2 separate regions of the Homo sapiens genome follow, and region 2 is linked to region 1. A link is a loop called in an ENCODE intact Hi-C map of the cell type or tissue named here. Cell type or tissue: psoas muscle. All regions are shown on one strand. Links, peaks and the distances in the headings refer to the core of each region. The heading gives the core; the rest is flanking DNA. Region 1 overlaps RNF24 (ring finger protein 24). Region 2 overlaps RNF24 (ring finger protein 24).

What was found. Hi-C counts contacts between places; a loop is a spot of excess contacts. Peaks named below come from ENCODE experiments on the same cell type or tissue, not always from the same donor. Only the 100,000 strongest peaks of a DNase experiment are listed, where the experiment ranks them.
Region 2: it touches region 1 in a loop (5-fold over the local background); 20 of 110 quality-filtered maps call a loop at or near these places.

Annotation. Positions count from the first base shown.
Region 1 is chr20:3,933,882-3,939,262 of GRCh38, reverse strand. RNF24 (ring finger protein 24) reads left to right here. Exons shown (of 6, transcript NM_001134337.3): 5 at 4,190-4,269; 6 at 5,062-5,381. The coding sequence ends at 5,200. Among named protein-coding and RNA genes, the nearest start is that of MIR103B2, 19 kb to the right of the region's middle. RefSeq lists an enhancer at 2,854-3,003. In psoas muscle, for the core only: no CTCF peak of the experiment used is centred there; DNase peaks (open chromatin) are centred at 3,402 and 3,722; H3K4me3 peaks cover 1,230 bases; H3K27ac peaks cover 2,067 bases.
Region 2 is chr20:4,008,410-4,013,790 of GRCh38, reverse strand. All of the region lies in intron 1 of RNF24 (ring finger protein 24), which reads left to right. Among named protein-coding and RNA genes, the nearest start is that of RNF24, 4.5 kb to the left of the region's middle. In psoas muscle, for the core only: no CTCF peak of the experiment used is centred there; no DNase peak of the experiment used is centred there; H3K4me3 peaks cover 197 bases.

The sequences.
Region 1 (5,381 bases), core at 314-5,313:
CCAGCTCCTCAGGGGGCTGAGGGGGAAGCTCCCTTGAGTCCAGGAATTTGAGACCAGCCTGGGCAACATAGCAAGACTCTGTCTCTAAAAAACAAAAAGGAGAAATAAACATAGATGTATAAATCTTCATAGCTGTGGATTGGGTAATGGATTCTTAGATATGACATCTAAAGCACAAGCAAGCTAAGAAAAAATAGTTAAACTTCATCAGGCCAGCCATGGAGGCTCACTCCTGTAATCCCAACACGTTGGGAGGCCAAGACGAGAAGATTGCTTGAGCTCAGGAGTTTGAGACCAGCCTGGGCAACATAGCTAGGAGACCTTATCTCTACTTACAAAAAAAAAAATTAGTTGGGTGTCGTGATGTGTGCCTGTAAGTCCCAGCTATTTGGGAGGTTGAGGCTTGAGGAGCTGGAGGATTGCTTGAGATCAGGAGATTGAGGCTGCAGTGAGCTATGATGGCACCAGTGCACTCCAGCCTGGGTGACAGAGCAAGACTGTCTCAAAAAAAAAATTAAAAACTTTTGTGCTTCAAAGGACATTATCTTGAAAGTGAAGGCAACCCACAGGGACAAAGTATTCACAAGTTTTATATCTGATAAGGGTCTTGTATTTAAGATGTATAAAGAACTCTTAGAACTCAGTAATAAGAAGCCTGCAAAATAAAAAGGTCTGCAAATATTTTCTCCCAGTCTTTTCATCCTAACAGGGTCTTTTGTAGAACAAAAGTTTTTTAATTTGATCAAGTCCAGTTTATCCATTTTTTCCTTTGGTTTCTTTGCTTAGGTTGTGCTTTGGTTGTGCTTAGGTTGTGTTTCTGCTTAGGCTGCGTGTGTCTTTTGTGTCTATGAATGTGTAGTGCTCTAACATCATTTGTTGAAAAGGCTTTCCTTCTGCCATTGAAATGCTTTTTGCACCTTTGTCAAAATTAGTTGGCTATCTGATAAGGGAGTTCAGTCTAAAATATATAAAGAACTCTTACCACTTAATAATAAAAAGAAACCAACTAATAAATTGACAAAGGACTTAATAGGCATTTCTCCAAAGAAGATATGTGGTGGTCAATAAGCACGGCATCATTAGTCATTAAGGAAATGACCCATTTACACCCATTATGATAACTATAGTAAAAAAGACAAGAATAAGTATTGGTGATGATATGGAGAAATTACAACCCATACGTACTGCTGGTAGGAACGTAAAATGGTGCAGCCGCTTTGGAAATCGGTTTGGTAGCTCCTCAAAAAGGTAAACATAGAGTTACCATATGACCCAGCAATTCCACTCCTTGATACATACCCAAAAGAACGTAAACAAGGACTCAGCCAGATACTTGTACACCAGTGTTTATAGCAGTATTGTCCACAATAGCCAAAAGGTAGAAACAACCCAGGTGGCCATCAATAGATAAATGGGTAAACAAAATGCGGTACATACATACAGTGGAATATTATTCAGCCATGAAAATGAGTGAAGTACTGATATATGTTACAATATAGATGAACCTTGAAGACATTATGCTAAGGGAAAGAAGCCAAACATGAAATATTACATATTGTATGGTTCCATTTATATGAAATGTCCCGAGTAGACAAATCCATCAATAAAGAAAGTAGATTAGTGGTTGGTTGCCAGAGATTGGGGAAAGGGGAGAATGGGGAATGACTGCCTATGAATATGGGCTTGTTTTGGGGGGTGGGTGGGTGGCATTTGATGCAAATGTTCTGGAATTAGATTGTAAAGATGGCTGCACATATATACCTAAAAACTGCTGAATTGTACTGTTACTTAAAGGAGTGAATATTATAGTAGATTAATTGTATCTCAGTTTTTTAATGGTGATGGGAAGTCACACTGGAGAAACAATCTCATTGAATACTGGAAACAAAAGTTTATTTGCAAAATATGAACTGTAAAGGAAAGTTGTAAAATGAGTTTGGCTCTTAGGGAGCTTCTAGGAAGTCATCTGAGGCTTTTCTCTTTTTGTGATTGCCATTGACTTTGGTCACCTTTAGCATTTAACGTGTCAGAGTTTGTCTTGTTTTTTCTCAGGTGGCTATAGTTTTAGGATCTGTTTATTCAGAACATAATAGCACATTATACCATTAATAGTAACTCCATTTTGGGGCTGGGCGCAGTGGCTCACACCTGTAATCCCAACACTTTGGGAGGCTGAGTCAGGCGGATCACAAGGTCAAGAGATCGAGAGCATCTTGGCCAACATGGTGAAACCCTGTCTCTACTAAAAATATAAAAAATTAGCCGGGTATGGTTGGCATGCACCTGTAGTCCCAGCTATTCGGGAGTCTGAGGCAGGAGACTCACTTGAACCCAGGAGGCGGAGGTTGCGGTGAGCTGAGATCGCACCACTGCACTCCAGCCTGGCGACAGAGCAAGACTCCATCTCAAAAAGAAAAAAAGAAACTCCTGTTTGGAAAGGCTACTAATCTAATTTTGGATCCTGGAAAAATAAGTGAATAAAAATAAGCAACTCATCCAACCTGTGCTTCAACAGGATCAGTGCTAAATCTCCAGAGGACAGTCCTGACCCTGTGTCGGAAGGCGGGGCTGAGAGGAAAACTGGCTGTTGAAGGCCAGAGGGCCAATCACACAGTCTAGGAGATGGGAGCATCATTCCCTCTTTACAGGTGGGAAGCTGAGGCCCAAAAAGATACCACTAGGCTGAAACTGCTGGATTTTTACCTTTACCCACAGCTTGTTCTCAGCCTCCCTTCAGAGGACAAAAATGGGCTTGCAAACAGTACTTCCATTATAAAATGTAGACATCAATAAAAACAGCTGGCATTGGTAGACTGCCTTACTGTGTCCTTAACCCTACCCCCCAAGCTGAGCTGATGACAGCCGTGTGTAGGGTGGGACAGGCCATGTCCTTATTGTACAGATGAAGGAACAGAGCTCTGTGAGGAATCCTGAGGGCAGAGGCCACACAGCTAGTGTGTCTGAGCCAAGGCCAGCCACCTGTCCTGCTCTCCTCCCTGCTCCCCTGCCATCTTGGTAGGGATGCTGAGTCCAACAGAGCACAGTTATCCATTCTCCTCCTGTGAAGGTCCTGTCTGTCATACACACAAGGCCCTGAAAGCTACCTCAGCAAGGATGTTTAAAAACCAACATGGCACGGTTCACTGGGCACCAAGAGCCACATGTCCTGCCTGGATCATGTTACATAATCTAAGAAGACTGGGTTACGTGTTATAGGTTAAGAAACTAGTAACAGCAAAGCCATCAACAGTCCAGGCTAGAAATGGTGATGGCCTGAACCAGGATCCTTGGGAATGGACAGGGAAGCAAGTAGGGAGAAAGGAGTTCAACCACTGGGCAGGAGAAAGCAATGGCACAACAGCACATCAGTGCAACAGACCTGGGTCCCAGCCAGGCCTGGCCACTCTCCAATTAAATGGCCTCAAGCAACATTATTTTCCTGAGCTTCTGTTTCCTCATCGGTAAAATGGGTCAGTGTGGTGACACATGGTATCCACGGGCCCTGGTGAATGCCCAGGAAAGTGTTGGAACCCAGCCCCTGGGTACGATGGCAAAGGCCTCTCTCCAAGCCATGGAGACTAGTCATTGGCTGAGAGCAGTCCTGGTCCCATCTGCACATGTTCATGAGTTAACTGAGTCTTCAGTAACTTTTTATATGACAGAGACACTGACAGAAGGACAGTGCCAAAGTGGGAGGCCCCAGGAACTATAAATAGCATGTTACTGCAAGCTGTGCATAAAAACAGGAGAAAAGATTGCCAGGGCTTGAGCGGTCCCTTTCAGTGAGTGCTTGGGAGCCAGGCTGTGCTGCTGACAAGGTGGAGAACCCAGAGAGCCTCAGCTCTTTCGGCACACCAGGAAAGGGACAGCAGGCTAAGCTGGCAGATGTGAGAGTAACCCTCCCTCGGTCCCACACTTCTGATGCACTGAAGTAAAGGCAGCTGCCTCTTGCTTTCTGTCTTCTCCCATCTGCCCACCTCCTTGAAGATATGGGACAGGAAGAGCAGGAGACATTCATCTATTTTGGCCTGTTTCTTTTCAGTCATTTATTCATTCATTTCTTTTTTTTTTAAGATAAGAGTCTCATGAGTCCCTTCAAACGGTTGAGCCTTTAGGAGCCTGCACTCTACTTTGTACCTGGGAGGGTACTTAACAGACACTTGGCTTCATTTGTGCATTTGTCTTTCAGCTCTGTGCAGTGTGCCTAGAAGACTTCAAGCCTCGAGATGAGTTGGGGATTTGCCCATGTAAGCACGCCTTCCACAGAAAGTAAGTATTGGTATGGAATTACTTAATGGGACCCGAGTTTGAGGCACATCAACCAACTTCTTTTGGGTTTTAGGGCAGTGCCAGACAAGCTTGATGGCTTCATGATTGGTCTGTAATGCAGAAAGCTGACAGCACCCTACAGGTGGGATGTGTGTGTGTGTGCGTGACATTAGGAGACAGCAGAGTGGTGGAACGTGACCACCACGTCAGGACTATGGGCAGAGAGCCAAAATGAGCCTACACTTGGAGCCCAAGCAATAAACAGCTATTTAGCTGGAACTTTCCACTGAGAGCCTCATCTCCTAAAAACTTATTTAAATCAAAACCATAGTTATTTAAAATCAAAATAAAGTCTGGATATAAATGGTAGTGTGGGGCACTCTCCTCCCACTTCCTGCAGACATATTAATATTCTTCCTCTTATAATTTTTTGTTTTGTATTTCTGTTAGAAAAATTTATTTTCCTACTTCTCACATCCCTGCTCAGTGTATTTTGTTCTTGTAAGAAGTCATGGGTAACTGAGAGTATCACATACTATCTGTGGCTTCACACGTGGAAGATGGGAGGCTCTGGAAGGAAGAGGGGATTGCTGACCCCTTGGCCTCTCCCCACTCCTTCTCTCTGTCTCTTCCCTCTCTCCAGGGGGTGACATCCGTTCACCACCTAGGAGGGGAGCTCCTTGGACCATACAGCAGACGTTGTCTGGGTGACAGATATGGAGATGTTCAGCAGAACAGCCGTGCCATGAGCATAGGACTGACATCTTCCCCCTGTGGTGTCTCCTTCTGCAGGTGCCTTATTAAGTGGCTGGAGGTTCGTAAAGTGTGTCCCCTGTGCAACATGCCAGTTCTACAGCTGGCCCAGTTGCACAGTAAGCAGGACCGTGGACCCCCTCAGGGGCCCCTTCCTGGGGCAGAGAACATTGTATAGCTTACCGCAAGGATCAGACTGTTGCTGGACACGACGTCTGTGTGGAGCCAGGAGGAACACATGTGGTGTCTGTATGGCTGCTCTCTACCTAGGACACCAGCTGCCACTTCTTTTGCCTCATGAAGAACTCTTGGGCCAGCCAAACTGGGAACCTAGGTGTCTGGGTCTTGTGACAACCAAA
Region 2 (5,381 bases), core at 116-5,115, 75 kb before region 1:
ATTATGGGTCGGGTGCGGTGGCTCACACCTGTAATCCCAGCACTTTGGGGGGCCGAGGTGGGTGGATCACCAGAGGTCAGAAGTTTGAGACCAGCCTGGCCAACATGGTGAAACCCTGTCTCTACTAAAAAAATACAAAAAATTAGCCGGGCATGGTGGCGAGCGCCTGTAATTCCAGCTACTCGGGAGGCTGAGGCAGGAGAATCGCTTGAACTCCCGGAGGCGGAGGTTGCAGTGAGCCTAGATCGCGCCATTGCATTCCAGCCTGGGCAACAAGAGCGAAACTCCGTCTGAAAAAAAAGCTATTTTTATTATGATCTTTGGATTCAAAATAGCGGTTTTAAAAAATTAAGAGGCGCTTATATTGGATGATATGAATAATTGTATGGGTTCTGTTTTCTTTAAGATTCTCTGTAATATTTTTAAAAATCACATGTATTTTAATTCCTAGTAGTTTTCAGTGGAAAATGAAATGTAAACTAAGCAGTCTTCCACAGCATCTGTTTATGTATATTCCCTCTGTTTAAAACATTTGCTTTTAATTTGAAGGGGAAATTTTCCATGGTCAGTTCAGGATACATTATTCTTAGTAAAATTCTTACCACGTTCAAATTCTTTTTTGTAAGAGTAAAAAAAAATTAATGAAAGTTGATTTTTCAATTGGGGATGTTTTGGTTTTAATGCATGATTTAAATAAAATCTTAATATCAATTAATTTAATTCAGATAAGTTAATTTAAAACAAGGCTTTTATGAAGGAAAAATGAAGCAGAAAAAAAAAAACAAGAGCTTTACTAACTAAAGTCACTAATGTTGAAGTAACCCAGTACATTTATAAACTGCCTGTCTTGACTGCATAAGACATTTTTTAGGAGTCTCCTTAAAACAAACCGTAAGGGGAAGTCTTAGATAAACAGAGTAGCATAACCGGAATTATCACTGAAATAAGCTTGCACAGTATCGCAATTTCATGGAAGTTTAATTTTGCAAGAGTGACTTAGCTATTTTTAATATCAACAAAGGAACCTAAACACAGCCTGGCCTTGTTATTCAGCATTCTGTTAATCAAAGTATTTGCCAACCCATAGTTTAGCATTCTGTAGTATGATGATTGAAGAAAAAATCTAAACTAACTTTTAGATCCTTAAAATAGATAAAATAATGTTAAGTGCTGTTTTAATAGTAAATATTTATTCATTAGAATAGTAATATTATGTTAGTGATGGTAAGAGCATAGATGGTAACACTTTGTTAACTAGGATCTATTATCCTCCCAGTAATGTCTCATAATAAAAAGTAATTTATTTTTCCATTGAGCATTCTCTATCAATAATTGCTTTTTTGTTTTTTGGGTGTTTTGTTGTTTTTTTTTTTTGAGATGGAGTCTCACCCTGTCCCCTAGGCTGGAGTGCAGTGGCGTGATCTCGGCTGACTGCAGCCTCCGTCTCCCAGGTTCAAGTGATTCTCATGCCTCAGCTTCCCGAATAGCTGGGAATACAGGCACTGGCCACCACGCCTGGCTAATTTTTTTTTGTATTTTTAGTAGAGACGGAGTTTTGCCATGTTGGCCAGACTGGTCTTGAGCTCCTGGCCTCAAGCCATCTGCCTGCCTTAGCCTCCCAAAGTGCTGTGATTATAGGTGTGAGCCACCGCGCCCGGCCAATAATTGTTTATTGTTTTAAATGGGAGTTTATTCTAAGATCAGTAATAATGCTATTACAATGTGTTAGCTTGAATCATATGAAATTGCCATGTTGAGACTGAGAAAAAATCAAAATCAGCAGTCTTATATATTATATAGTTAAACCACTCTCAACTCTTACTGGTTTCTTTTGGTATTTACCTTTATACTTATTTCATTTTTAATGTTTATACTGCTATTTCTTAGCTCTTCACTTTTGGATATTCTCTGTGGACTTCTATTTTGGAAGTTGAAGACTTAACTGTCTCACATAACTATCCTTCCATTTCCCACTCATACTTGACAGTTAGGTCGGTATTCAGGATTTATATGACTGACAGTGTACCTGTTATTCACAGTTGAGCCACGTAGGGTGCTATTACTGTGTTTTCTTCTTGAACAACTTTTGTTGCTCCTGAATTAAATAATTGCCTCTTTTGTTTGTTTGGTTTTCATTTGCTGAGTTTTCTTTGTATCAGTCACTAATTCATTCAAACTCTATGACAAAACTGATTATCTTTGAATATTCTCAGGTAGTCACTCACTTTCATATCTTTTCCCCAGGAGATGGTCCTGCTGGAGCCCCCTCTCTCCTACTCCAGTCTGGAATTGTTTGCTCCCTGGACTACTGCATAGCCATCATCCTGGGACTTCCCTTTGTCATCATCTTGGGAATTCCCTTTGCCTTCCTCCTGTGTTAGGTCTTCTATTTCCTGGACCCTGTGTCTTCCTTATTCTTGAGTAGCTTCCTGAGAAAGGGTACATACAAAATCTGAAATTCCTTCCTGAATTCAGAAGTTACATGTCTGGAAATGCCTTCATTTTACCTTCACTCTTGAATGGTAGTTTAGCTTGGTGTTAAAATCTGGATTGAAAATTAATGTGACTGTTTTGAAGACATTGTTCCATTAGCTTCCAGTGTCACTATTGAGAAGTCCAATGTCATTTTAATCCTCATTCCCTTTTTCTTCCCACTCTGAAAGATTTTAGGATCTTCAGTTTATCCCTGGTGTTCCTGACATTTCATGATGTACCTTGGAATAGATATTTTTCTTTACTTTTGCTTGTGGGGTAGATTGTATTTTCCAAAAAGGCTGTATATGTATGTGTGTGCATACTCCCCCCATCTCACCCAATATGCTATTCTTTGTGCCTCCATCAAGCAGTGGGGTCTTTGTTTCCTCCTCTTGAACCTGTGCAGACAGGAATTCTCCCCCGAACGTTTTGGATCTTGAGCATTGTGTTTTAAGAGCACAGCTGCAAGATCAAGAACATGCACCTGGCACTGCTAGGTGCCCAGCGCCATCAGGCCAGCATCTCCCTTCCCATTTTCCTTGTGACCACTGTTTAGGCATTGAGATTAAGCACTGTAGATGTGTATGTGTTCATTGAGAGAGGGGATTAAGTTTTTTTACTTTTAAATGAAATCAACAATGAAAATATCAATTGACATCAGAGAGAGTTTCTTTTAAGCAGTGAAATGAACCAACATGACGGCTGTCAGGTGCATTTTTTAAAAATCCACCTTAGGAAATGACAAAAAAAGAAATGACCAAAAAGAAACTAACTTGAGCTTCATGATTAAATATGTCATTATTAAATGTGACAAATATATTGTTTGCAAGAATTTCTGTGATGAGAAGATGGAAGCAAAAGGAGCTGCATAAATCACAGCTTCACAGAACATTGTCAGTATTTTTGTGTTTATCTCATGGATACATATTATTATTATTATTTTGAGATGGAGTCTCACTCTGTCACCTAGGCTGGAGTACAGTGGTGCAATCTCGGCTCACCACAACCTCTGCTTCCCGGGTTCAAGCAATTCTCCTGCCTCAGCCTCCCGAGTAGCTGGGACTACAGGCGTGCGCCACCATGTCCAGCTAATTTTTGTATTTCTGGTGGAGACGGGGTTTCACTATGTTGGTCAGGCTGGTCTCGAAATCCTGACCTCGTGATCTGCCTACCTCAGCCTCCCAAAGTGCTGGGATTGCAGGCATGAGCCACCGCATCTGGCCTTGTTTGTTTGTTTGTTTGTTTGTTTGTTTGTTTGTTTGTTTGTGACAGGGTCTCACTCTTTCACCCAGGCTGGAGTGCAGTGGCGTGATCTCGGCTCACTTCGACCTCTGCCTCCCAGGTTCAAGCGATTCTCCTGCCTCAGCCTCCCCAGTTGCTGGGATTACAGGTGCCCGCCACCATGCCTGGCTAATTTGGATACATATTTTTAAAACATCCTTTGTTTACTCTTTAAAAATTTTAAAATTAAAAACCCTTTTTTTTCTATTTATAGCTGCTTTATCATTCATTTGGCTTTTCCATGACACCACCCAAGTGGCTGGATATTACAAGAGAACTTCAGATTCATGACCAAAAATCCGAAGTAGACACTCAGCACTGCCCGGCAAAGCTACCATTGAATCTTAATAAGATCTTTTTGCCTATCACTATTTCATAACTTCTCTCCACTCCTTAAACTTATCAGCAACCCACCCCTCCTACTCAGATAAGCTGACCTCATAGTTCATTGAGGGTTTAGGAGATATCAGACAGAAACCACTCATCTTCCCCCCAACCAAATGTAGAAATCTGCCTTCCTTAGACCCATGTTTTCTGTCTCCTGTCGGAGGCAAGCTCCCCTTTCTACTGTGTTCCTCCTCACATCTTCTATACCTCATGCCCCCTCATATCTCACAGCTTTAGCATTTTTGCCCTCTCTCTTGCATCATCAGCAACTCTCCAGGGGGCTATCCATGTCAGCATACACATATGCCGTGACGTTGCCCATCTTTAAAATCAGAATAAGCTTCAGCAAACAACTTTTCCCTGACCCTCCTCTATCCCTTTCTATTTACCTACATGGTTAAGTCTCTCAAAAGAGAAGTTTACGTGCCTTCCCTACCTCCTCTATAGTACGTACCACCCTCTGAAATTCTGTTGTTTAATAATTTTTGTGTGACTTACCCCTAATAGAAGGTCAGCTCCAGGAAGGCAAGGACCTCATCTGTCCTGTTTACCACTCTGTCCCCTAGGACAGCAGGTGGCACAAGTGTCTACTCAGTACATGGGCAAAAGAGGCACAACTGACCTGGTAAAATAGCTTTTGATTTTTAAAAATTTCTAACAAGAGAATCCATGTTTTTTAATTACTCACCATTTTTTGCTACACTTAAGAATTGAAACAATTATGAAGAATATATTAATGATCAAATTTTGCCCTATGTTACATTTCATTCTTTCATAAGTATGACTTAATATTGGCAGTCTTGGGCCGGGCATGGTGGCTTATGCCTGTAATCCCAGCACTTTGGGAGGTCAAGGCGGGTGGATCATGAGGTCAGGAGTTCAAGACCAGCCTGGCCAAGATGGTGAAACCCCATCTTACTAAAAATACAACAAATTAGCCGGGTGTGGTGGCGGGTGCCTGTAATCCCAGTTACTCGGGAGGCTGAGACAGAGAATTGCTTGAACCTGGGAGGTGGAGGTTGCAGTGAGCCAAGATTGTGCCATTGCACTCCAGCCTGGGTGACAGAGCGAGACTCTGTCTCAAAAAAAAATATATATATATATAATATATATAAATAATATATATATAATATATAATATGTATAATATATATATTATATTATATTATATATTATACATATTATATATTATATATTATATATATTATACATATTATATATTATATATAATATATATAT